Regions from separate parts of the Mus musculus genome. Here regions 1, 2, 4, 5 and 6 are each linked to region 3. A link is a loop called in an ENCODE intact Hi-C map of the cell type or tissue named here. Cell type or tissue: heart. All regions are shown on one strand. Region 1 overlaps Usp36 (ubiquitin specific peptidase 36). Region 2 holds the start of Socs3 (suppressor of cytokine signaling 3). Region 3 overlaps Dnah17 (dynein, axonemal, heavy chain 17). Region 4 overlaps Cyth1 (cytohesin 1). Region 5 has its middle 5.4 kb from the start of Socs3. Region 6 overlaps Cyth1 (cytohesin 1).

Evidence for each region. Peaks named below come from ENCODE experiments on the same cell type or tissue, not always from the same donor. Only the 100,000 strongest peaks of a DNase experiment are listed, where the experiment ranks them.
Region 1: a loop joins it to region 3, with 2.3 times the contacts of the local background. A loop is called at or near these places in 5 of 42 quality-filtered maps.
Region 2: it touches region 3 in a loop (2.2-fold over the local background); 3 of 42 quality-filtered maps call a loop at or near these places.
Region 4: a loop joins it to region 3, with 7 times the contacts of the local background. A loop is called at or near these places in 25 of 42 quality-filtered maps.
Region 5: a loop joins it to region 3, with 2.2 times the contacts of the local background. A loop is called at or near these places in 3 of 42 quality-filtered maps.
Region 6: a loop joins it to region 3, with 2.1 times the contacts of the local background. A loop is called at or near these places in 2 of 42 quality-filtered maps.

What each region holds. Positions count from the first base shown.
Region 1 is chr11:118,267,973-118,271,972 of GRCm38, reverse strand. Usp36 (ubiquitin specific peptidase 36) reads left to right here. Exons shown (of 21, transcript NM_001033528.1): 14 at 2,761-3,429. Among named protein-coding and RNA genes, the nearest start is that of Usp36, 20 kb to the left of the region's middle. In heart, a CTCF peak has its summit at 1,933 (motif pointing right); no DNase peak of the experiment used is centred here.
Region 2 is chr11:117,967,596-117,971,595 of GRCm38, reverse strand. Socs3 (suppressor of cytokine signaling 3) reads left to right here and starts at 2,230. Exons shown (of 2, transcript NM_007707.3): 1 at 2,230-2,721; 2 at 3,278-4,000. The coding sequence starts at 3,366. In heart, CTCF peaks have their summits at 1,529 (motif pointing left) and 2,545; DNase peaks (open chromatin) are centred at 895, 1,575, 2,295 and 3,695; H3K4me3 peaks cover 2,755 bases; H3K27ac peaks cover 3,074 bases; H3K27me3 peaks cover 1,031 bases.
Region 3 is chr11:118,102,267-118,106,266 of GRCm38, reverse strand. Dnah17 (dynein, axonemal, heavy chain 17) reads left to right here. Exons shown (of 81, transcript NM_001167746.1): 19 at 1,597-1,851; 20 at 2,775-2,944; 21 at 3,625-3,847. Among named protein-coding and RNA genes, the nearest start is that of Dnah17, 25 kb to the left of the region's middle. In heart, CTCF peaks have their summits at 1,843, 2,044, 2,989 and 3,188; DNase peaks (open chromatin) are centred at 2,056, 2,696 and 3,206; H3K27ac peaks cover 709 bases; H3K27me3 peaks cover 73 bases.
Region 4 is chr11:118,219,159-118,223,158 of GRCm38, reverse strand. The region is part of intron 1 of Cyth1 (cytohesin 1); the gene reads left to right. Among named protein-coding and RNA genes, the nearest start is that of Cyth1, 27 kb to the left of the region's middle. In heart, a CTCF peak has its summit at 2,383 (motif pointing right); DNase peaks (open chromatin) are centred at 608 and 2,068; H3K27ac peaks cover 430 bases.
Region 5 is chr11:117,961,920-117,965,919 of GRCm38, reverse strand. No RefSeq gene overlaps it. Among named protein-coding and RNA genes, the nearest start is that of Socs3, 5.4 kb to the left of the region's middle. In heart, CTCF peaks have their summits at 1,542, 2,253 and 2,452; DNase peaks (open chromatin) are centred at 309, 1,339, 2,339 and 3,519; H3K4me3 peaks cover 2,987 bases; H3K27ac peaks cover 3,980 bases.
Region 6 is chr11:118,172,931-118,176,930 of GRCm38, reverse strand. The region is part of intron 11 of Cyth1 (cytohesin 1); the gene reads left to right. Among named protein-coding and RNA genes, the nearest start is that of Gm38514, 37 kb to the right of the region's middle. In heart, no CTCF peak of the experiment used is centred here; a DNase peak (open chromatin) is centred at 2,020; H3K27ac peaks cover 233 bases.

The DNA of each region.
Region 1 (4,000 bases), 170 kb before region 3:
AGAGCACAGAGCTGGGCAGGTTTGTCAGCTTCTGAACACAGGCTATCGGGAAAACATCCCACTGTGCCTTCTCCTCAAGCTGCTGTCCTGACCTTTTGTTTCTTTGCAGTTCTTTGGTGCTAGATATAGACACACCTGTGGGTAAAAAGGCCTCTATGATGTCTGCATTTTGCAAATAATTCAGAATAGAAACATGTATGTTTATATACACGCAAACATATACCCACACACATACATAGCAATAAAGCTTAGTCGTCTATGGACTTCTGGATTTTTGTTTGTTTGTTTTTCAAGACAAGGTTTCTCTGTGTAGCCCTGGCTGTCCTGAAATTCACTCTGTAAACCAGGCTAGTCTCGAACTCGGAGATCCCCCCTGCCTCTGCCTCCTTAGTGCTGGCATTAAAGACGTGCCTGGCTTGGACTTTTGGTTTTAACCCAGGTGATTTAACCCAAAGTTGGAAGTCATTGCAGCTCTTTGGGAAGCTGACAGCCTCACTTGCAGAGGTGCCCTTGATGGAAGGAGGCAGACCTGCGCACCCAGAGGCCATGGAAAAGCCACAGCAAGAGGGCAGGACTGCTTCACTGGCAGGCTTTGTTCAGCACACAGCTTCCTATACTGCCCACTTGGAAGAGAGTAGGCACTGTGTAGCCCAGACTGGGTGGGTTTGAACTGGAAGTGAGCCTTTGCCTCAGCTTGCTGAGTACTGGTTACAGATGTGAGCTGTCACACCTGCCCAGTGTCACTTCACTTTGAGTCCCTGGTATATGTGATCTTCAATAGATGACTAGATTTTGCAGAACGAGAGATGTGTTCCTGTCAGGAAACAGTCTGTAAAAGTAAGCTGGAGAGATGGCTCAGTGGTTAAGAGCACTGACTGTTCTTCCAGAGGTCCTGAGTTCAATCCCTAGCAACCACATGGTGGTTCACAGCCATCTATAATGGAATCTTATGCTCTCTTCTGGTGTGTCTGAAGACAGCGATAATGTATTCACATATATAAAATAAATCTTTAAAAAAAAAGTTAGCCATTCCAAAACTCAGAAGAAAGTAGAAGTCATTAAAAGTATGAAATAAGACTTCATACACTTTCCAATTGGTAGGAAAAGTGGCGATTAGCTAAAGTAAACTTTTGTAAAAATCACTGGACAGTGATATATATATATATATAGATATAGATATAGATATATAGATATATATATATTTTTTTTATACCTTTAATCCCAGGACTCAGGAGGCAGAGGGATACAGATCTCTATGAGTTTTGAGACCAACCTGGTCTATAAAGTGAGTTCCAGGACAACCAGGGCTACACAGTAAAATTTTTAAAAATGTTTGCAGAAGGGGACTGGGAGCGGTAGTTTAGTGGTCAGTGTATGCTTAGCCTGTGAGGCTCTAGGTTTCAACTTGGTGTTCCCCTCCCTCCACTCCCCCACTCTCTAGAAGAACTCTAGCAAATACAAGGAAGCTCGTGTTTGTAGCAAGCAGAACACACTGGGTGATTGCCGGGTAGGGTAGGACTTGATGAGTGCCTGGACACAGGACTCTACCATAGCAGTGTCTGGAAATACACGGGCATTGCCAGGAAAGAGGAAGTCCAGTTTGCCCGCATGAGTTGGAGTTCACGAGGTCATCCACAGCCCAGGAATACACTTTCCGGAATTGTTAACATAGCTGCTAGGAAAAGACTGCCATCTTTTTTATTTTAAATTGATCATCAACAACAATAACAACAAAAATGTAAAGTACTGACTGTGTGTGAGTCATTGTGTGAGCCATAAGGACTGAGGTAACTGAGGCAGCCATCACGGAAGGTTTACAGACAGTGGATTCTTTGCATGTGGCCTTGGTTTTTAAAGATTTATTTTTATTTTATGTATATGGGTGTATACCCGAATATATGTCTCTATACCATGTACATGCAGTGCCCACAGAGGCCAGAAGAGGGTGCTGCGTTCTTTGGTACTGGGGTTACAGATGGTTGTGAGCCACTCATGTTTGCTTGGAATTGAACTCCAGTCCTCAGGAAGAACAGCCATAGTTCTCTTAACCACTAAGCCATCTCTCCAGCCTCCAAAACTTGCTCCTTTGACTTCTATATCATTTGATTTACTTTTTTTTTTTTTTTGGCAGATATATAAGCTTAGAAAAAAGTTTACATTTTGTTGTTTGTTTAGTTGATTGTTTTTAATTAAGGCATGGGGAATAATAATGCAAGCTTCTGTAAACAATCAAAAGTTGTGTAGCTGCCAGTGAGACACTGAAGGCTTTAAAGGCGTCTACCTCCTTCCTGTGTGGAGGGTTTAGCTGTGGCAGGGTGACGACACTGGGTATCTCGTGTGTGACCTAGTGAAGGGCAGTTTGCATGATGGGGCTTCTCTTTCTCCCGGGCAGTCATAAACTGCAGCCTGTTTTTTATACAAGTCTTTTTTTTTTTTAAGATTTATTTGTTTATGTATATGCGTACACTGCAGCTGTCTTCAGACACACCAGAAGAGGGTATCAGATCTCATTACAGATGGTTGTGAGCCAACATGTGGTTGCTGGGAATTGAACTCAGGACCTCTGGAAGAGCAGTCAGTGCTCTTAACCGCTGAGCCATCCTTCCAGCCCCTTATACAAGTCTTGAAGCACCAAAAGTCTTTACCATTAGCCAGAAGCCAATTTGTTCCCAGAAGTTGCCCTGGGGGTGGGGGGGGGAGCCATGTTCCCTGGACAGTGCTCCTCTGAGCTCTGATGGGTTCCTGCCTTGCTCCTTTTAGCGACAAGACTCTGTAATGATGAGAAAGCTCCCAGCCCCTGAGGAGGTTGGCGTACCTGTGTCCAGAAATGGCTCCCTTCCTGGCCTGAAGTTACAGAACGGATGTGCTCCTGCCAAGACACCTGCCGGGTCCCCGTCCCCAAGACTCACGCCCACGCCCACTCATATGCCCACCATTCTGGATGAGCCCGGAAAGAAGGTGAAGAAGTCAGCCCCACTGCAGTCTCTCACCACATCTCCAACCACTTCTCAGGGCTCTCCTGGGACCGGCGAGTCCCGGAGCCAGCGGCCCGGCTCCTGGGCAAGCAGAGACACCATCTTCTCTACCTCCCCGAAGCTCCTGGCCAGAGCCATTACTAACGGGCACAGGCTGAAGGGCGAAGGCAGTGGTGTGGACCTGGAGAAGGGGGATTCAAGCAGCTCCAGCCCCGAGCACTCTGCCAGCAGTGACCCTGCCAAGGCCCCGCAGACCGCAGAGAGCAGAGCTGCGCATGCCTGTGATTCTCAGGGAACAAACTGTCCCACCGCTGGCCATCCCAAAGCGCTGTTGAATGGAGTAGATGCCAAGATGGTGAAGTTGAAGTCCCCGGCCCTGAGCAGCACCACAACCGAGCCCACAAGCCTCATGTCTCCTCCACCAGCCAAAAAACTGGCCCTGTCAGCCAAGAAGGTGGGTGTGTGGGGGTCTCCTCTCTGAAAGCGCCCTGGGGCTGGAGATGTGAGGATAGGATAGGGAATCACAGAGGACTTCAGACCCTGGCACCAGAGTGCCTGCTGGTATTCCCTGCGGTTTGCAAGCTGAGAAAGGACTGTTTAAGGGGAAGATTGCTTTGAGGGGATCCCAGTTATTCAGTACCTCAGATTGTTGGTAGTCATGTCTGAGAGGACTAACCAGTTTTCTATGATGGAGTCTCCTAGCTGAGCCGCCACAGGGCACTCAGAGACGGACAGCTGCCCGGGCTGGGGGTGGGGGTGGGGAGGTAGGGAGGCTGAGGAGGAGCCGCCCACCCCTAGCTTGTGGGGCGTGAGCAGTGTGTGGGCTTGCGGCGGGATGCTTGTTGAAATGTCCTGTCCTTTTCCTTTTTATTTCTAACCAACAACACTCTGGTTCTTCTTCTGCTGTCCCCTCTCTCCACCAACCCCACCCCCACCCCTTTTTTTTTCTTCTGTCCCTTCATCTTTTTGGGCTCATTTTATTTTATTTTCCATTTTATTTTCCCTCTTCACTCACGGACACCTTT
Region 2 (4,000 bases), 130 kb after region 3:
AGGGTATAGGCTGCCCTTGAACTCACAAAGATCTGCTTGCTTTGCTTCTGGAATACTAAAGGTGTGTGCTACCATCACAGGGACCAAGATTTATTTTAATTCTGTATATGTGTGTGTGTGTGTGTGTGTATGGGGGGTGCACATGAGTACAGATTCCCTTGGAGGCCTGGGGTGGCTTAGGACTGGGGTTACAACAGTTGTGACCCATCCTACATAGGTCCTGGCACCAACACCCCCCCCCCCCCCCCCCGTCTTCCAGAAGTGCAGCAGGTGTTCTTAACTGCTGAGCCAGCAATCCAGCCCCTGACTTCCCTCTCTTACTTAAGAAGCTATCACAGTGTCTCACTGGGTCACAATCATGACTAGTCCTTGCTCATGGCCCACAGCCTCTTCCCCACTGTGGGTTTTGCCCCGCAGCTCTGCCGCCCCAGCGCTGCACCCGAGGCCTGACAGAGCCAGGCACGAAGTCAGGGTTTGTGGAATGGATGAATGAACTTGACTCGTGGCAGAGCATTGTAATTTACAAAGCACTTTCCCATCCATTAACTCCAGGGCTATTTCCTAAGAGTCCTCCCTGTCCTCCACTGCCCTCGGCTCAGAAGCATACGGTCAAGGCAGTGGCTGGGGAACACTCCCTGAATGAGATCAAGGAGGGCTTGTTCACAGAGAAAGGGAGAATCCATTTGGGGAGCCTGAGAGTGACTCGAAGGCAAGGACTGGGCCTCACCTGTGGGATCTCCATCTGTGAGCATCTGCTCATCAGACCAGTGTGAGATATTTTAAATAAGGCCCCTAAGCCTCTTGACTACTGGAATTGCCAGGGGCGGGGGACAGATGGGCACCCATCCCTATTTAACAGATAACAAGACTGAGTCCAGAGAGGCAGTGCACCTGCCCTGGTCTCTCTTAGTTCCTCAGCATCAGTGGAGCAGATTGGACACAGTGGGCCAGAAGGGAAGCAGGCAGCCCTCCCTCCTAGCCCAAGCTACTCTGTGTAGTCAGTTTGCCCTCCTACTGGTGTTACAAGAAGCCTGTGGTATCCAAGAGGGCAGGTCAGAAAGCCCACTGAGAGCAGACACTGTGTGTCACTTAGCTGGTTCTCAGGTGGCTGCCACTTCCTGCTGCCTGTTGCAAAACTCGACACTAGGCCTTTATAGATACTCACGTGACCAGGAGTAAACAACCTTTCACCTCAATCACCTGCTCTTATCAATACTCCCTCTCCACCCCACCATCGGGAAAGTTCAGACACCTTAAAACGTAGAGGCAAGAGAGGGTCCATTCTGACACCTCAGCGACTTTCAGGCAGTGGCTGAACCCGTTACAACGCTCTGTGGACAGTCCTCCTAGTCGACATTCCTTCTCAGGTTTGACCCTGTCCTGGGAAGTGAGGCTTCTCTCTCTGGGTTCCCCACTCCTGTTCTTGAATAAGGAGCCCCACAACCTCTTATTCTCTCTATACAGAGCCTGGGAAACAGCAAAACTCGGCTCGCCTACAAGACTCCAGCGCGCCCTCTGGTGGACTCGGGGGACGAGCATGGGATGAGGGTTTCTTTCCTCTAGCTCCCCCACCGCGCCGAGAGTACCTGGGCGGACCCACAGTTCGCCACGCAGGTTGGGAGGCCCAGATGAGTGATAAGGTAGTAGTTAGCTGCTCCTCCCACCCCACTCCCCAAAGGACATCAGCACCCACGTCTGTCACCGAAGAACCAGGCAATGGGCGGATGAGCTGAGGCCAGGTAGCTGCTTCTAAGTCAGTGTCTCCTCCACTTCTGGATCTCACAGCTTCATCTTTTGGACCTGTCTACAGGTAAATGTCGCGCATCCCCCTCCTCCACTTCCTAGGTCCCCAGTGGGCTGGTGGCTGAATGGTCCTACGTCCCTTTTGGTTGGCACGGGATGCTTGGAACTGTACATGAGGACCTCGGAGTGGCCTGGGTGCAGAGGGAGGGGAGCGTCCCCGCGGGGATCAAAAGAAAGGGAAGGGGTGCCAGGAGGGAGCCTCTCCCGGCTGGCCTCCTAGAACTGCCCGCGCGCTCCCATCGCGACGCCCCCGCCTCTGCCAGAAACCAGCCTTCTTAGAAGGGAGGGGGGGGAAAGTGTGAATGAGAAGTTGGGGGCGGAGCGCGCGGGGGAGGGGCCGCTGCCAGGAACGCTCGGCCAAGGCTGGCGCCGCGCCCGCCGGTCGGGCAGCCTCGCGCCGCGCTTTGTCTCCCTCTCGGTGAGTCTCGGCGGGTCCTGGAGGCCCCAGCTCCAAGCCCGCCCTCCGCGGCCCCTCCCTCGCCCTCCGCGCACAGCCTTTCAGTGCAGAGTAGTGACTAAACATTACAAGAAGACCGGCCGGGCAGTTCCAGGAATCGGGGGGCGGGGCGTACTGGCCGGGTAAATACCCGCGCGCGCGGCCTCCGAGGCGGCTCTAACTCTGACTCTACACTCGCCTGCTCTTACGACCGCTGTCTCTCCGGGCTCCCGGACGCCCCCTTCCCGGCCCAGCTCTCCGTCGAGGTCCCTCGCCCAGGTCCTTTGCCTGATTCGCCCAGGAGTGCGCCTCATCGGCCCGGGGAGCAGCGAAGCCAGAGGGGGCGCACGCACGGGGAGCCCCTTTGTAGACTTCACGGCTGCCAACATCTGGGCGCAGCGCGAGCCACTGCTGGCCGCCGCCTCGCCTCGGGGACCATAGGAGGCGCAGCCCCAAGGCCGGAGATTTCGCTTCGGGACTAGGTAGGAAGGAGGGGCGCGGTGTGGGGAAGGGTGGGGGCCTCGGTCCAGCTCGGGAGCTTTTCCCGGTTTCTCCTCCCCTTCCCGGGTCATTCCCGGTAGGGAGGGGACGAGGTAGGGGGCAGAGCGGATGAGAACCGAAGATCCCTGATTCCCGTCATACTCAGACTGGGGCCCTCGGGTTTCTCCTGTCCCCTCTCTCACATATCTCGGGTTTGGCACCCCCCTTTTTTCGCCCTCGCCACTGAGGACACCGGACTGAGAGGCGCCCTGAGCGTCCCTAGGGCTCTTGTGTCTCTCCCCATCCTGGCCGCGCTCCTGGAGACCCAACTTCCACGCGCGAGTTTTCTCTGGGCGTCCTCCTAGGGCGGGCAGGGGAAGAGACTGTCTGGGGTTGGCCGGCAGTGACCGAGGACAGTCGAGTTCCGCGAGGTGGCTGGGCCTGAGACACGGTCTAAAGCGGGGCAAAGGGGTGCCCCGGGCGCTAGGCGGAGGCTGGAGGGCCGGGCACGCTGGAGGGTTCCGGGCACTCACGCGCCTCACGCTTTGCTCTCTGCAGCTCCCCGGGATGCGGTAGCGGCCGCTGTGCGGAGGCCGCGAAGCAGCTGCAGCCACCGCCGCGCAGATCCACGCTGGCTCCGTGCGCCATGGTCACCCACAGCAAGTTTCCCGCCGCCGGGATGAGCCGCCCCCTGGACACCAGCCTGCGCCTCAAGACCTTCAGCTCCAAAAGCGAGTACCAGCTGGTGGTGAACGCCGTGCGCAAGCTGCAGGAGAGCGGATTCTACTGGAGCGCCGTGACCGGCGGCGAGGCGAACCTGCTGCTCAGCGCCGAGCCCGCGGGCACCTTTCTTATCCGCGACAGCTCGGACCAGCGCCACTTCTTCACGTTGAGCGTCAAGACCCAGTCGGGGACCAAGAACCTACGCATCCAGTGTGAGGGGGGCAGCTTTTCGCTGCAGAGTGACCCCCGAAGCACGCAGCCAGTTCCCCGCTTCGACTGTGTACTCAAGCTGGTGCACCACTACATGCCGCCTCCAGGGACCCCCTCCTTTTCTTTGCCACCCACGGAACCCTCGTCCGAAGTTCCGGAGCAGCCACCTGCCCAGGCACTCCCCGGGAGTACCCCCAAGAGAGCTTACTACATCTATTCTGGGGGCGAGAAGATTCCGCTGGTACTGAGCCGACCTCTCTCCTCCAACGTGGCCACCCTCCAGCATCTTTGTCGGAAGACTGTCAACGGCCACCTGGACTCCTATGAGAAAGTGACCCAGCTGCCTGG
Region 3 (4,000 bases):
ATCTATTAAAAAGGGCAGGTCTCCTCCAAAAGATGGATTCCATTCTTTACAAGATGGAGCAAACCTGGGCAGAGCCACTCCCATCTGTTCTGTACCCACGAGTCTGTGGTGTGCAGAGATGCCTGAGCCTTGGCATAGAGGAGCAGGTGGCATGTCAACCTTGGAACCAAGATACACTGCACATGAGCATACAGGGGCTCTGAGAAGGACACAGGGGCAAGTGAAATCTCAGCCTTGCCAGGAGCCTTCCTGTAGTGTGGGTTTGGGTTCTGTGGTGGGACAGAGAGACACACCACACCCAAACCCACACATAAATGAAAAATAATTTTTAAAAAATGTAATAAAGCAGGCTGGTGAGATGGCTCAGCGGGTAAGAGCACTGACTGCTCTTCTGAAGGTCCTGAGTTCAAATCCCAGCAACCACATGGTGGCTCACAACCATCTGTAATGAGATCTGACGCCCTCTTCTGGTGTGTCTGAAGACAGTGACAGTGTACTTATGTATAATAATAAATAATTAAATTATTGGGCCAGAGTAAGCAGGGGCTGAGCGAGCAGGGCCAACTGGGGCGAGCGGGGTTGACCAGAGTGAACGGGGGGTCCTAAAAATTCAATTCCCAACCACCACATGAAGGCTCAGAACCATCTGTACAGCTACAGTGTGCTCACATACATAAAATAAATAAATCTTTAAAAAACTAAAGAAAGAATAGTTAACAACAAAAACAAAAATTTAATAAAGCAAAACAAAATAAAAACTCTTGCTAGCATGAAGGAGTCTGCCCCTCTTAGAGTGCCACCAAGCTCAACAGGACAGCCAAGGGCTCAGCCAAAGTCACCCTCTCCCTGACGGACTGACCCATCCGAATCCGTGCTCCTTAGCCACCTCCGTCAAATCAATGCCTGGACTCCGTGGCTGCTCCCCTCTCCCTCGTTTTTATTAGAAGATTAAATGTGTACAATGAGAGCTAATGAAGGGGGAAAGGCATCAGGATCAAAATAAAGGCATAAGTCACCAGCAACGGGGAAACATGTAAAAATGCCCTGTAACAGAATGTTGCCTCCTGTGGCATTGCCAGCCAGGAGCAGGAGGGCGTCTGGAAGTGAGTTTGAACGGCAGATCTGAACAGAATATACTGAGGAATTTTAAAGGCCTCGGAAGTGACCAGGTGTACATTCAATCGATTTGTACATACCATAGATAGCATGCATGCAGAGATTTAACTAGAGGGTAGTTTTCTGGGTTTGTTATTTTAAAAATGTCCATACATACCCCCTCCCCCAACAGTCCATGTGAGTCGCTCGCTCTGTGTCCCCTTTGTCCATACCAGCACATTGCACACAACCAAGGTCTGTGCAAATACAGAATGGATGAACTGACACCCACGTCACCCTGGGATCAGACAGCTCAGAGCCACCCTTAGCAAATCTTCTTTCAGGGGTGGGGTAGGGGCGCTGCACACTGACAGACACCCCCTGCTTCCATTCAGGACTCTCAGCAGCACCCACAGAAGGATGCTCTTCCAGGTCTGGGGGAAAATCTGTCTCTCATGAAGGCAAATGACCCAATCTTTGTCCCCACTCCCACCCCGGCAGTCTGACCTAGAGGATATCACAGACCTCATAGAGATGCGGGAGGAAGTGTCCAGCCTGGTCATTGGAGCCATGAAGGTGGCTGAGGAGTACCAGGACTCCTTTGAGAGGTACTCCTACCTTTGGGTGGATGACCTTCAAGAATTTATGAAGAACTTCCTCATCTTCGGGCACGCGCCCACCCCTGAGGAGCTGGACACCAAGACGGACGACACCATCCCCAAGACACCACCTACCCTGGCTCAGTTCCAGCAGCAGGTGTGTATGGTCCTGTTGTCCTCCTGTGTCACCTCCCACATCCTCGGGTAGACGACCCCCTCCCCACCCCCCACAGGCCTGATTTGAAAGTTGGGTGGCCTGATTGCTATGTAGGTTTTAAATTTGCTCCTGGTGAGGCCAGGAGAGAGAGCATGCCTTACCGCACTATGCCACACGGGGGAGCACCACTGTCACAGGAGGAATAGCATGCCTTACTACACCACGCCACATGGGGGGGAGCACCACTGTACCAGAGAGGCAGCCAGGGAGAGAGAAGAGGCCTCAGCAGGATCTACCAGGCTTGTAGTGTGAATGACTTCAGTTAGGTCAGGTGAGGGCACTATGCTGAGCTGGCTGGTGTCCCATCCTGTGGCAAGTAGGACAGAGGACTGATCCCTGAGAATAAGAGTCCCTAAGAGCCAGATAAGAGGTGGCTGGGAGCACTACACTCAGGCCAGCTCCAGGTGAGGTCTGCAGTCTAAGAATCGGCCTTCAGGGTCAGCAAGAGCTCAGGTGTCAGAATTGGGAATCTAGAAAGTGAAGCAATCCAGTCCTGAGGTTGGTCTTGGGCACAATGAGAAAGCCCTCTCCTCCCCCACACCAGTGAGAAGAAAGATGGGATGGCTCAAAGTCTGCAGGTGCTCCCATGAGTTAAGGGGTGCCCTTTGGGAGTCCCCTCCTGCTCCAGAAGCCTTACTGTAGTCACCCAATCCCATCCTCTTCTGTCTATCTGTCCCCTCCTAGAGGTGGGGCAGAAGGAGCTCTGAGGTGTTGGGACAGGGCAAACAGGTAGCAGTGGTCTCAGCCTCTCTTAAGCTGCACCCTGGGCCACCTGGCTGCCCTTCACAGCCAGACAGGAAGCGGCGATGGCTAGTGGGGGACACACAGCCATGGCTGATGGAATCCACGGCTGTGTTGGGCAGATTGACTCGTATGAGAAGCTGTATGAGGAGGTGTCCAGCTGTGAGAACACCAAGGTCTTCCATGGCTGGCTGCAGTGTGACTGCCGCCCCTTCAAGCAGACCTTGCTCAACACCATCAAGCGCTGGAGTTTTCTGTTCAAGCGATACCTGAACAACCACGTCATCAACAGGTGAGGCCATGGCCCGCTGCTGCAAATCTGAGACTTCCCCGGACCCCCCCCCCCCCGACAGCCTGGGAGAGGCACCACGGACTTAGTAAGTGGCTCAGTGGCCTGATCTGAAAGTTGGGTGGCCTGATTGTGATATAGGCTTTACATTTATTTGCTCCTGGTGAGGCCAGGAGGAACAGCATGCCTTACCACACCATGCCACACGGGGGAGCACCACTGTCACAGGAGGAACAGCATGCCTTACCACACCATGCCACATGGGGGAGCACCACTGTCACAGGAGGTGGTGCATGTGGTTCCTTGCTGTGACCAGTGCAGGGCAGGTAGAAGAGTGAAGTACCTGTCAGGCTCTGTGTTGAAGCCTTGAGCCTGGCAGGAAGGCTGGGACAGCCCAGTCATTGCACAGGAAGGTCACCGACAGCAGCATAAGCATTCTCTCTAACTGAGCCCATCTGGGCGGCTGGCTGCTCTCAGCTGTGGCTTTAAGATAGCGCTCAAGGATCAGCCTGGGCTACGCTAATACTTTTGTGACATCTAGGCCGAGGGGGACCACATGGGGGGGCAGTGGCTGCCCCTCTCCAGGTGGTGCCTTGCATGGCAGTCGAGTGTCCCTGCTAAGGGGACATTGAGGTGGTGGCCGAGGAGGATGAGCCCCTCACCTGAGTCCCCCTGTCCTGCAGCCTCGCTGATCTGGAAAGCTTCATGAACATCACCCGAACAGCCCTGAAGAAGCCACTTAAGGAGGGAGACTACGACGGGCTGGTAGAGGTCATGGGGCACCTGATGAAAGTCAAGGAGAGGCAGGTGGCCACCGATAGCATGTTTGAGCCCCTGAAGCAAACCATCGAACTGCTCAAGAGCTATGGGGAGGAGATGCCGGAGGAGATCTACTTGAAGCTGCAGGTGGGTTCCAACAGTGCTGTGCTGGAGTACTGTGGCAGGTCGCTGCAGGCTAGACACTTACGAGACTCCAGATCCCCAGGGGTATGGAGGCCAGAGACAGAATCTTCCCGGAGAAGAGGGCCCAAGTGGTCACCGCTGAGGCTGGTGAGAGCC
Region 4 (4,000 bases), 120 kb before region 3:
CAGGAGTTCAAAGTCATCCTCAGTTACGTAGGGAGGTGAGGCTCATCTGCATTACAGACAGCCTGTCTTAACAAAGGATGACAAAGAACAATATTTACATTTTTAGAAATGAAATAGGTGAGGTATTCTGAGGTTTGAGCAGAAGGCATTTACATGGAAGGTGTACCATCTGAGTAAGCTCATTGCATTCACAGTTCCTGGCAGTAGTCACATAAGATGGTTCATGGAAACCTCATCGCCTCTTCTGCCCATTCAGAAATGTTCAGAGAACACTAAAGAGCTGTTTCCGTTAACTGGAACTCAGCTCTGAATACCTCACAATTCCCACGGGTCCTGGCAGCAGACGGATGGTGGAGAATGCTCTCTGTTCAAACACAGTCTCTGTGGAACGCACCCTTGGTTAGAGCCTGAGGTACAGCCTCGTGCCATGACACCTCATAGAACGTGCTGTTAGTCTGCTGCATACCACCCTCCCCACAGGGCAGCCATGTGGGTGTTTGGTGAACTCAGAGAAAATGGCCTGGAGACCATTGTCAAGGCTGGATGGAGGTTTCCTGTTGGGCTGTGAGTGGGCCCCAGATTGTTACTTCTGTGTTTTATCCACTGTGCTTGCCCTGCTTCCACAGAAGTACAGTCATCACACATTCCTATGCAGTTTCAACCAGGAGGAAGGAAGAGCAGGAAGGCATGCTGTCAGTGAGTATTGTTTATAAGACAACTCAGGCTGCTTATGCAATGTCTGCTTTATTTAATAGCAGGTTGGTTTTTTGGTTTTTTGTCTGTTTTGGACTGGCATTTCACATCTCAGAAAACTTCTTGTTGTCCATGAAGGTTTGTTTTATTGTTGCTGCTGCTGTTGTTGTTTTGTGGGTTTTTTGTTTTTGTTTTTGTTTTTTTTTGTTTTGTTTTGAGACAGGGTTTCTCTGTGTAGCCCTGGCTGTCCTGGGCTTGCTTTGTAGACCAGGCTGACCTCAAACTCACAGAGATCCACCCGTCTTTGCCCGAGTACTGGAATTAAAGGCCACCACTGCTAGCCTGTGAAGCTTTGGTAGCAAGGAGCTGCCATTTAGGAGTTTCAGAGTTTAGGCAAACTGTTCCTATGTGGTACCATGGGATGAGGTACAAGAGAGAGCATGGTGGGAGGGGTGAGGTACAGGGGGAGTATGTGGGAGGGGTGAGGTGCAGAGGAGAGCAAGGTGGGAGGGTGCTCAAAGAAGGGCCAGGGCAGATGGCTGTCACCTCCTTCACCCCTAAGCATACTTCATCTTGAATTAGAGATGATGATGGTGAGGATGAGATGACTAGAGAATGCCTATTCTGCCTCAGTCAAATAGCTCAGAGAGATCAAGTAGTCCTGCAGAAATATCTCTCTATTACTTTGCGAACTCATCCATGTATTTAAATTTCACTGGGTGGATTCTCAAGACTGAAGGCTCTGGTCTCTTAGCTAACAGATCTTGCCAGACCATCCGGCAGTGTGATGGATCAGTTTCCTGATAGGACTCCTGTTTGCCTTTTCTCCATCCCTGCTTCTTGTAGTCCACTCTCTGGAGTAGGTTCCTTGCCTGGGAAGAGAATGAGCTTTGGTGTGACTGGGCACACAGTTGTTTTCAAAGAGTGGAGTAACGAGGAGAGTGGGAGTAGGAGCCAGGCGTGCTGGCTCTTGAGGGGACTCCTGTGCTGCGCAGCTCTGTCTGAAACTGTCCTCCATCTCAGATGGGGCTTCCTCACCCCAAAGGTTATATCTTTTGAGATGGTGACTTCTGTGTAGCATTTGTTATTTCTAGGTCACCTCTAAAGTAAATGCCAGACGATGCCACCAAGTTCTTGGTTTTCTCAAAAGGCATTTTTCTTTCCTTCTCCAATTTCTCCACTATTCCCACGGGGGAATTTTTTTTTATTCTTCCTCTGAGCTTGGAGTTCTTCAGCCTCAGAACTCCGTTCTTAGCTGCTTTGTGGTCATCTGTTCCAGCTGCCACCCTGTGTCCTTCAGTAAACCCCATACTTAACACTTGGGGACAAAGTGCCAGACAGAATGGCTCATAAAGGTTCCGCAGTGTTGGCCAAATCTGAGCGGAGCATTCAGTACACACTTGACTGTAGTTACCCTGGGCAAGGGAAGGCTTGCTGGACAGAGGGATGCTGGCATAGTGGTGTAAGCCTGTGCCAGCATTGGAAGGCAGAGGTCTACATAATGAATGTGAGACAATCCAAGACTACAAAGTGAGTTCCAGTCTCAAAGCATCAAGAGGGAAGAAAAACCCTAAGGGAGAGTGAAGCTGAAAGTTGCCACATAATCACAAAATGTATTTCCTACATTAGGGTTGCACCAAACACACTTTCAAAGGTAACTTAACAGCCATGGCGAGCAACAGTGTATTCATTTAGCCAGCAGAGGGCAGCATAGACCAGTCTCCGGATACAAGCGGGTTTTTTTTTTTTTTTAAGTTTATTTTTTAAACTTTTTCGTTAATTAATTAAAGTAAATTTTTTGTTCTCTTCACTCAAAAGATATTTAAAGGTGCTACAGTAGCCACATTGAAGTGTGCTGTGAAGATTGATTCAGCATTAGCTTTATCATTCCTCCCTGTGGATCATACTGTGTGTTCTCTGCCGTGGAGGAAAGTGTCTCCCTGGCATCAGTAACATGTCAATGAAGATGCAAGATGTACATTCTAACAGCTCTGGGCTGAGGTCGACTGGGCCTTATGTCATTGCCTCCAGAGAGTCGCTTTAGCTGTGAGACTTCTCAATGCTAAGACACCACTGCACTCCAGGAGGACAGTGGGTCTTCTCTGAGAGCATTGTGGCAGGGAACCTGAGCCATACCGTGCTCACTCTGGGACACTTGATGGCACTGATACTAGATTTTCTTAACAAAGGAATAAGATCAATCTTTGTTGGTTTTACAACATTATACCTTTTCTGTGTCTTCATTTTTCCTGCAAATGTCAGTTTCCCTTCTTAGAAAAAATAAAATAAGACAAGAGATATCATGGTGACACACCCTTGTAATCCTAACACTTAGGAATTGAACTTCCTCGGTTGCAAGTTCAAAGCCAGCCTAGACAAGTAAGAACCTGAAGAAGGGGGGGTGGGGGGACGGGACAGGCAACATATAACATTGTCAAAGGCATGCATTAGGCTGTGTTTGTTTTGACAACTTGTTAATGTTGACTCTTCATTTTGATAATAAAAGTGTTATAATTCTACCTCATGCACGCTTGTTCTGGCCAGCCATGAGAACCCCATGGGTGTCCAGGTGCCAGAGAGGCTTGTCAAGGGGACAGGAGCAGGCTTTAGGGTCTCAGCAATATCTCCTCCTCTGTCCTGGAGTCTTCTTCTCTGGAAGGCACCTTTGAACACAGTGCTTGGTACACTTGACCCTGTTGGTACTGTTTTATGCTGTGGTAGAATTTGACAATTAATCAGTGACAGACATAAGACAGGAAAAAGTGACCCTTAGTGCCACTGTGCTAATTTCATTTGTAGCATATTCCATAGGCAATATTTATTTATTTTTATTTTTGGTTGTGAGCTTAGCCCTTAATGGCTGAGCCATCTCTCCAACTCATTTATTCATTTTTAAATGCTAAGTAGTGGTTTCATCAAAAATATATGTGTAATTTTACTTGGTGGGTAGACATGTGGAAAAGCTAAGCTATAACATCTGAACCAGGCAGGAAGTGCTCTAGAGTTGGAGAGTAAGCATGGTAGTGAAGCACAGAATATCATAGAAATAGTCATGTCATCCAGTGTCATGGCAAGTCAGCCATCTTTGTATGTTCTCACCTTACCCATTACTGGTGGGTGGGAGTAAAGGATTAAATATGTTTATGTGTCTGGACCCGTCAGCTAAGCAGTGTGCTGTGCTGGGGGCCATGGAGGAAGAGTAAAGCCGGTGTTCCTGCCATGGAACACAAGAGTAAGTACAGACATGACAGGTGTGCTAATTTGCCCTGCATGTCTTCCAGAACATTATGTTGTACACCTTAAATAT
Region 5 (4,000 bases), 140 kb after region 3:
GGGTAATTCCTGCCGTCTGATTCAGTTCTGACCAGAATATGCAAAGCAAGTTTGCGAAGGAAATGCTGGCTTCAAAGGGCTTGCAGGGAGCAGGCTGAGCTGTGGTCAGAAGCTGTTAGAGGCTCCAAGCTATTAGCGCACACTCTGGCTGGGCTGCTTGGCAGGGAGGTGTTCCGAGAAAGTCTAGACTCGGGGTCCTGAGAGTGGCTGGTGATGTCAGCAAAGCATCACAGACGTCATGGCATGAAGGGGGAGGGGTGATCGCCACACAGGGCTGGAAAGCAAGTGGGGCCCTGGGACAGGTGGTAATGGCTTTCTGGCCACACTCCCCCATACACTCATTTTGACCTGGGCCATGGACCACCAGCCAGGCTCCACCTGGGAAAACAGCCATCTATTCATCCTACATCTGGGCACGGAAGAGGTTGAGCCTCTTAGGCATCCCCACGAGACACAGCTGTGTTCCTGCGTGAGCAGGACTCAGCATGACTTGGATTCGTCATTTCTGGTGCCTAGAGAGGTTGATCTGTAAATATTTATTGAGTTTGGGGCAGACGCAACAACGAGGGTTCAGGGAAGTTAAGCAACCTGCAGAGGACATAGCACCAGGAATGTGGGGACAAACAAAGGGTTGGTGCTTGGGGGCATTTGATTCCTCACATTGTCTCCTAACGAGGCAAGCGCCTCCCTCCATTTCTTCACACACGTGGGCTGAGTGGTAAGTATCCATGCTCTCTCTTTCCTTCTGTACAGACAGGAGGAGCTCTGAGATGAGTGTGATCCTCAGCTGGGGGACAGCCTCTCTGTCTGATACTCAAGTGCCTGAAAGGTGCCAGAGCCTCCTTTAGGCCCTCAGCACCTGATAAACAGCTGCTGCAAGAGTCAAGTGTATTTTAAAAGGCCAGTGGAAGAATACACAAGCCGTTTGCTTTCCCCATTTCCTGGACCTCGGGGTGGCAGGGGTGGGGGGAGGGGTGCAGAGGGAGGGGAATGAACAGGCATGAGACCAGACAGCAGGTCAGACCCACACTAGATGGACTGCCAACTCTGAAAGCAGAACTGCAGACTAAGGCAGGTTTCCCATCTCTCCCAGAGTCCCAAGTGTCTCAGGAAATCTTCCTGCCCCTGAAGCCTACCCAATGGCATCCACCTGCCACTTGCTCCAGAAGGCCACTTTTGTAGAAAGTGCAGCCTCCACAGAACTAGAGAACCTAGCCATGCAGTTGGCCCCTGTCCTTGACCCAGAAAGTGTCTGTTTAGCCACTTGTCCTAGACACAGGTCCTCTCTCTCTTGCCTGCCTCCTGGAGGCTCAGTTTAGTTTGGAAAGATGAGACTCAGAACTAAGAAGAAAAGGGTTTATTTTCTCTGCCTGCAGCTCCTAGCCTACCCCAGCCTTCTGTGTCTCCATCCCAGGTTGTCCCCAGCCTTCTGTGACTTCAGATCAGATCACAGCCTAGGGGCAGGCACACACCAGGAAAGCGGTTAACATCCAGAAGAGTAGAGCTAAACTTAGCCTCACAGTGAACTAGTGGCCACAGTGAGAAACTCTCTCCATCTTTACCTGGCCAGTGTTTCTTTTTGTCCCCTTTCCTTCCATCCCTGTTACACTGCTGGTCTGTGACTCAGTCTTTTCAGGGTAAAACTCTCCCCCTAATGGGGAACCTGGTCCTGGTTACCAGGAGAGGTGCTCCTGACTCCAAAATGCTCCATAAAGAGATTACAGGGAGGAGGGCAAGTCCGTGTAATTTGAGCAACTGAAAGGAGGAGGCTGCCCTCTACCTCTGAATTCTATTACCCTGCCTCTAGGACTGCAAGAATCCACCCAAGAGGCCCCCATTTTCCCTGCTGGTGCGCTTTGGGCTGGCCTCCTGAAGACTTGAGCCAGAAATGGTAAATTCAAGGCCTGCTTTTGGAATAGGAAGGGAGGCCACGGATGGGGAGCTGGCGGTGAAAAATAAGCCCTCGCGAAGTGTCCTGGCGTGCAGAATAAGGATATGAGTCAGGGAGGGGGCACCGCAAGGCAGTCAGGGCAACGAAGTGGAGGGCTTGACCACCAGAAACGGTGGCTGGGTAGTGATAAGGGGCAACCTGCACGGGGACGTGAGGTGCCCACTGAGACCCAGGTGGGCAGAGCCCTTTTCTGCACCCCGCCCGTCCTCCTCATGTTTCGGTCCCTGCGCTTCTTGCCGCCCTCTGCCAGGAAGAGTCACTTCCCGGCCACCGCAGGAGCCCCGGAGCAGCTATGCGAAGAATGTCCGCGCTGAGCGCAGGGAGGGCGGTCCCTTCAGACCCCGCTCCCAACACGCCCACTCCACAAAGACACGCCTCCGACACGCCCACTCCCGCGGAGCGCCGTCGCCACGGCAACGGGATTACAGACGCAGAGCGCTGTTTATTCTCAGCCCAGTGCCAGGAAACTCGGCCGGGAGGCGGCCAGGCGCACCTCCCTGGGTGGGGGCGGGAGAGAGTCCGTCATTGGTCACAAGGGTCACTGACCCCCTCCCGGAGACGACACAGAAAGCTCCGACTTCCCTCCCGGCAAAGGATGGGTCGTGTTTTCTGGCCCTGCAGGAGCTGAGAACACTCACTAGGCTAGTGGAGCAAAGCCTGCCCCCTACCCCCGCCCCCAGCTCCTTTGAGGGAGCTGCTTGCTCCCTCCCTTTGCCATTCAGCCAATAGTCCACTCAGCAAATATCTGTCCAACACATCCTGTGTTTCAGGGAATGTTCTAGGTCCGGGGGATTTAGAGTTCAGCAAGATGAGGCCTGCTGGAGTTTGGCTCCCCAGTGCTTCCCAGGAGTTAAGTTTGAGTGGGAGAAAGCCATCAATAAACTAGTAAGCGCATAAATTACATAATGACTGCTATTTCTGTTATCAAATCAAGTGTTAGATACATATAGCCACATAGCCACAACTCGGCCATGGAAAACCACTGGGTTAACTCCCAAAGCCTGACAAAGGGACTGAACCCTCTTCAGTCAGAACACGTGTTGTAGAGAAAATAACGCGCTGAATTCAAGGACAATCCCTCCAGGATCATGGAAGCAAGTAGACAGACTATCTAAAACCCCTTTCAGTCTGCCTAGCCTCCCAGTGCCTCCCAGGTGTCCTGAAGGCAGGGAATCATGATTGGTCACCAGGCATGTAGACAAAACTGCTGGATTCCTGGACTCCAACCACATAGCTCAGTGAATCAGATACAAGACCTGCAGTCTGAGAATCCCAGGCCCTCCTGGGTGACCCACCTGCTGCTCACTTTGGGGAAGGCAAGCCTGTTGCTTCCGCTCTTCCTGGAAAGGGAATTTCCTCCTAGCACCTTGACTAAGCCCAAGCTGGGAAGTGTAGTGCAGAGGGAAGAGAGGCCTGTAGTACACCACAGCTGTGGCAAGCCTGGACACGCACACCCTTTTCTGTCCCCAGGCTCCAGACCCAGAGGCCCTGAGCCCAAGGACAGCAGGGGCTGTGGAGGAGGATGGTCCGCCCTCCTCAGCCCTGAGCCCTCCCAGCTGTGCTATGCTGGGAACAGGCCAGGCGTTTGTGAAATCCTTGGGTGAGCCTGACCCACTCTCATGAGGATGGCCTGTGGAAGCTGAGCCGGGAGGGGGATGGGGGGCTGTTCCCAGAAGCAGGGAGAACTCTGGACTTCCCACTCCTGCGCTCTCTGGATTGCAGTACAGACTTAAGCAATTGCTGCAGCCTGCACAGCAGCTTGCAGAGAGAAACCGAGACCCCAGGCTTTTCCAAAACGAAGCCAGGGATCTGGCTTCAGAAAGTGTGGGCCAGCCGTAACTGCTGTCATTTGTAGGACATATGCGATGTGTGCCTCTGTGACCCTGTAGAGGTCAGAGAACAACTTGCAGAAGTCTGTTTCCTCCTCCAATCATGTGGGTTCGGATAGAATTCAGGATGTCAGGCTTGGCAGCGACATCTTCACTAGCAGAGCCATTTCATTGTTTCATTGGCCCTATAAATAACCAGATTGTAAAAAGTCTATCTGTC
Region 6 (4,000 bases), 71 kb before region 3:
CAGTTGCCAAAAACCTAGTGAAGGGGATAATTGTTGTGATTTGGTGAACTCAGATTTTCTGTGGTCTCAGAAATGCTGAAGGGTTTGATTCAGAACACACAGTCTCAGTGTGAGAGATGCAACAGAGGAAGAGGAGCAAGACGAAACGGAGGGAGCGGCTCATGTGAGGAAATCAGAGGGCTGGGGGTGACACTTCCTAATACCATGGAAGTTCACTAGGATAAGATCTTCCGGCAGGAGCCTGTCACTTGCAGGCGCCCTTTGTAGCTGTAGGAATAAAAAGTACACAGTAAAATGCCTCCAGGCTTCCTATGGAAGATCACTCAAAGCCACAGGTTGTTGGTCTCGGGCCATGCCTCCACACTGGTGACATGGCACCCTGGTGTTCTGACATCTTCCTGGGCACCTGCAAGCACAGTGGTGGTTCTTCTTGTATGCATGTTGGACTTTGGTCTCCAACTGGGTCAGGAAAGCTAACTTGGCTGAATCTTCACTGAGTAAAAGTCATTGATCCCACTGAGGAGCTAGAGCTGAAGGAAGCCTCCTCCATGGTAAAGGTGGAACAATCAATAAGATGATTGCCGTAAGTGTGAGGGCAGCCTGGGCTACATAGTGAACTCCAGGCTAGCCTCCTAGAGTTAGAGGTTAATTCTGTCATTCATGCTGATGATGTGCTGAGGACATGACAGCAAACTGTTTCGAGGCCCTTCCTTCTCCCCAGGACCCCACTTGTGCCACCTAAGTGCTGCAGCTGGTGTTGCTCCTCCGCATTTAATCTTCTCCAACCCTAAGGATTCTCTGACACATCAAAATCGTCAGAAGGTGCCCCCCGTTTCCTTCCCAGGGTACTGTGGACAAAGGCTCAGTAGGTTTCCCTCTAGACATGCCACCCACCCTCCCAAACCCTCCTTATTTATAGTCTAGGCAGCAAGAAGAGTTTTCCTAGCAAGGGCTAAGAAACACTGACAGAATAACCCTAGTGAACCTGTGGTGGGGGTGGGGGTGGCGGGGGTGATGAGTACAGCCAGACAGGAAGGGGCATAGCAGCTGGGTTTGCCACCTAGCTCTCTGCAGTGGGAAAGACATTGCAGCCAGTTACAGAATGGCTCTCCTGCAGCCTGCGCATGAGGTCAGCCTACTCCGCCCTTGGCCTGAAGGAAGACGCAGGCTGGTATGAGTGAAGCAGAGTTGTAAGAGGAGTTAAGTCTGCTGTGGGTGGAAAGGGTGTGAGGAAGTGAGCGGTGGGAGGCCAGGCCGGAGGGTAATCCATTCACTGGCATCTGTGAGCCAGCAGGTAGAGCCAGCCCCCAGTTCTCCTCGGGCACTGTGCAAAGTCTAGAATGTCAAACACCTGGGCCACAGAGACTCCAGGAAGATAGTGTAGAGTCACTTAAATAATGACCAGCGTGACCTAGAAGACAGAACAGGACTTCAGCTCATAAGAGACAAAGCTGTGTCTTTCTGAATCACTGTAGGGTTGTGGGGTTGTTGCTCATTCTTTAGCAAGACTGCGTAGACTTTAAGGAGTGGGACACATTAACTTATGATGCCCTCACTGCCTGCACAGAAGAGCTAACAGATGCTGGGGACAGGAGACGATTTTAGTGCCACAGCAGTTGATACCTGCAAAGTCAAAAGTTTTGATGTATTGAGGGGGTTGCTCCCCGGATGTAGAGGGTGGGGGTGGGGGATGCTGACTTCTTTCCCTTCAATCTGGAACAGAAGTGCCGAGCTTAGCAAGCCAAGTGTGCTGACAGAGGACCAGTGCTGAAGTGTACAGACGGGAGACCTGGCCAGGCATCGGGCGCTGAGCTATGCAACCGTAAACAAGATGACCAAAATGTGGGCTTGTGCTGAGGCTGCTGCCAGCCACACCAAAAAGCAGGACCAGTGCTGACATGCTTTTAAACAAGACTCATGAGATACTCAGACAGAGCCGGAACTCAGGCACACTGGCTGTAGAGCTCATGCTAAAACACCCCAAGTATGCAAGCAGTCTGGAGATACAGGGTGGACAGTGAGCCGTGCCAAGACCAGGAATGGACTCACTCCAGGACTAAGTAGCTGGGCCCTGTGGCTGTAGGACAGGCTGGGAGCATTAGGAACTTGGAAAGTGTCAAGAAGTCCGGGACAACAGGGATCAAGCAGTAGGAAGAATACTGCATCTTTCAAACTGTTAAAGCTGAACCACGTGATACTTTTCCAAACAAAATGACTGAACACTAGACTCTTTTTTAGATTTATTTATTTATTATATGTGAGTACACTGTAGCTGACTTCAGACACTCCAGAAAAGGGCATCGGGTCTCATTACAGGTAGTTGTGAGCCACCATGTGGTTACTGGGGATTTGAACTCAGGACCTTCGGAAGGGTAGTCAGTGCTCTTAACTGCTGAGCCATCTCACCAGCCCTAGACATTTTTTAATAAGGCTGCTTTAAAATGGGCTTTTATGGTAAGAGACATTTACCTTGAGGTTCCACATTTTTTTCATCTTCTGCCTCACTTTTCTCTTTTTCTGTTTTTCTTTGTACCTTTATGTATTTATGTATGTATGTATGTATGTATGTATGTATTTATTTCTATTTGTTTGTTTGTTTTGGGACAGGGTTTTTCTGTAGCCCTGGCTGTCCTGAAACCTACTCTGTAAACCAGGTTGGCCTCTAACTCATAGATCCATTTGCCTCTGCCTCCCGAGTGCTGGGATTAATGGCGTGTGCCATTATGGCCAGCTTCAACTTTTTTTCTTAGTAGGACATCTTTTATGAAAATACTACATGAAATAGCCCATCCTCACAGAGCTGACCCTGTCTGTCCACACCACATTAGCACTCTTAGCTCTTGCCGGGTGATCATCATTTGTGACCTGATTTGCAGTGGTTTTAAACTTTTCCTTGATTCCTTTCTGCATTATTTTAAGCCCTTTAAAATGAGCAGGTCATATTTTTGCAAAGATAGTGGCATTTGCTTTAAGAAATCATACAGGCCAGAGGCATCAGTGCTGACTATTTCTGTCCTTGTGGAGGGTACAGATGATTAGGGGCATAGATGAGTGGTGAGGTGCACCAGGCTCTGTTCCTGAACTTAGGAGAGAATTCTTTGCTTATTTAATTTTTTGGTGCTGGGGACAGGACCCAGCTCCTCCAACTGAGCTGCTCTTTGAGCCTCTGGACGTCCACATAGAGACACAGAATGCGAATGTGAGGCCTGTGCAGGGACCATTTCATACTTCGGACTTGAATTCAGTTGTTGGGAAGCACAGTTCTCGTGCACTGCACCTTCTGTGCAATGTGCATAGTGAGTGTCTTGGCTTACTTCAGCCACTACCAGCCTGCGGAACCCCAGGGGAGATCAGCAGAGGCCCAGGGGTCTCCCTGGGCTGGTCACAAGGGCCTTCATAGCTGGTCCTCACTCCTGGGCAGAAGATGGCGTTAGCCCTAGCTGCATATCCAGAGCACGGCTCGTGTACCTCCTGCCCCTGAGTCTAGAGAGTGAAGAAGCTATGGCTTCACGGGGGTCTGCATTAGGATGACTTGACTCAGCCCACTTCGGCATCAGAATTCTTAAGAGGTTTGGCACCGTGTGGCTTGGAAAGGAGAGTGGAGAGGAAAGAAAGGAATGGGGAAGTAGGCCAGGAATTATTGAGGAAGCCCAGTGGCTGTCCTCCCTGCTGCAGCCTGGGAGGAATACTGCAAGTCTCTGGACCAGGGGATCCCCTTAGCACTGTTAAGGGTGGGGCATTACATGTGCATAGAAGGATTAGGGGAACTGTGGGTAATGCATCGTCTTCCCTCGTAGTGGCCATTGTGAGTGGCCGATGCCCCAGAGAGGGCTGCAAGGATCTCAGGCAGACTCAGTGGTCAGCCTGACAGGAGCCTCGTGAGAAGAGAGCCTGTAACCCACAGCTTACTCAGCTTAGTCCACCACTCTGCAAATGACACAGTTGGCAGGTCCAGATGGCTAAGAAGGCAGCTGGAGGCTAAAGCCACTCACTCACAGTT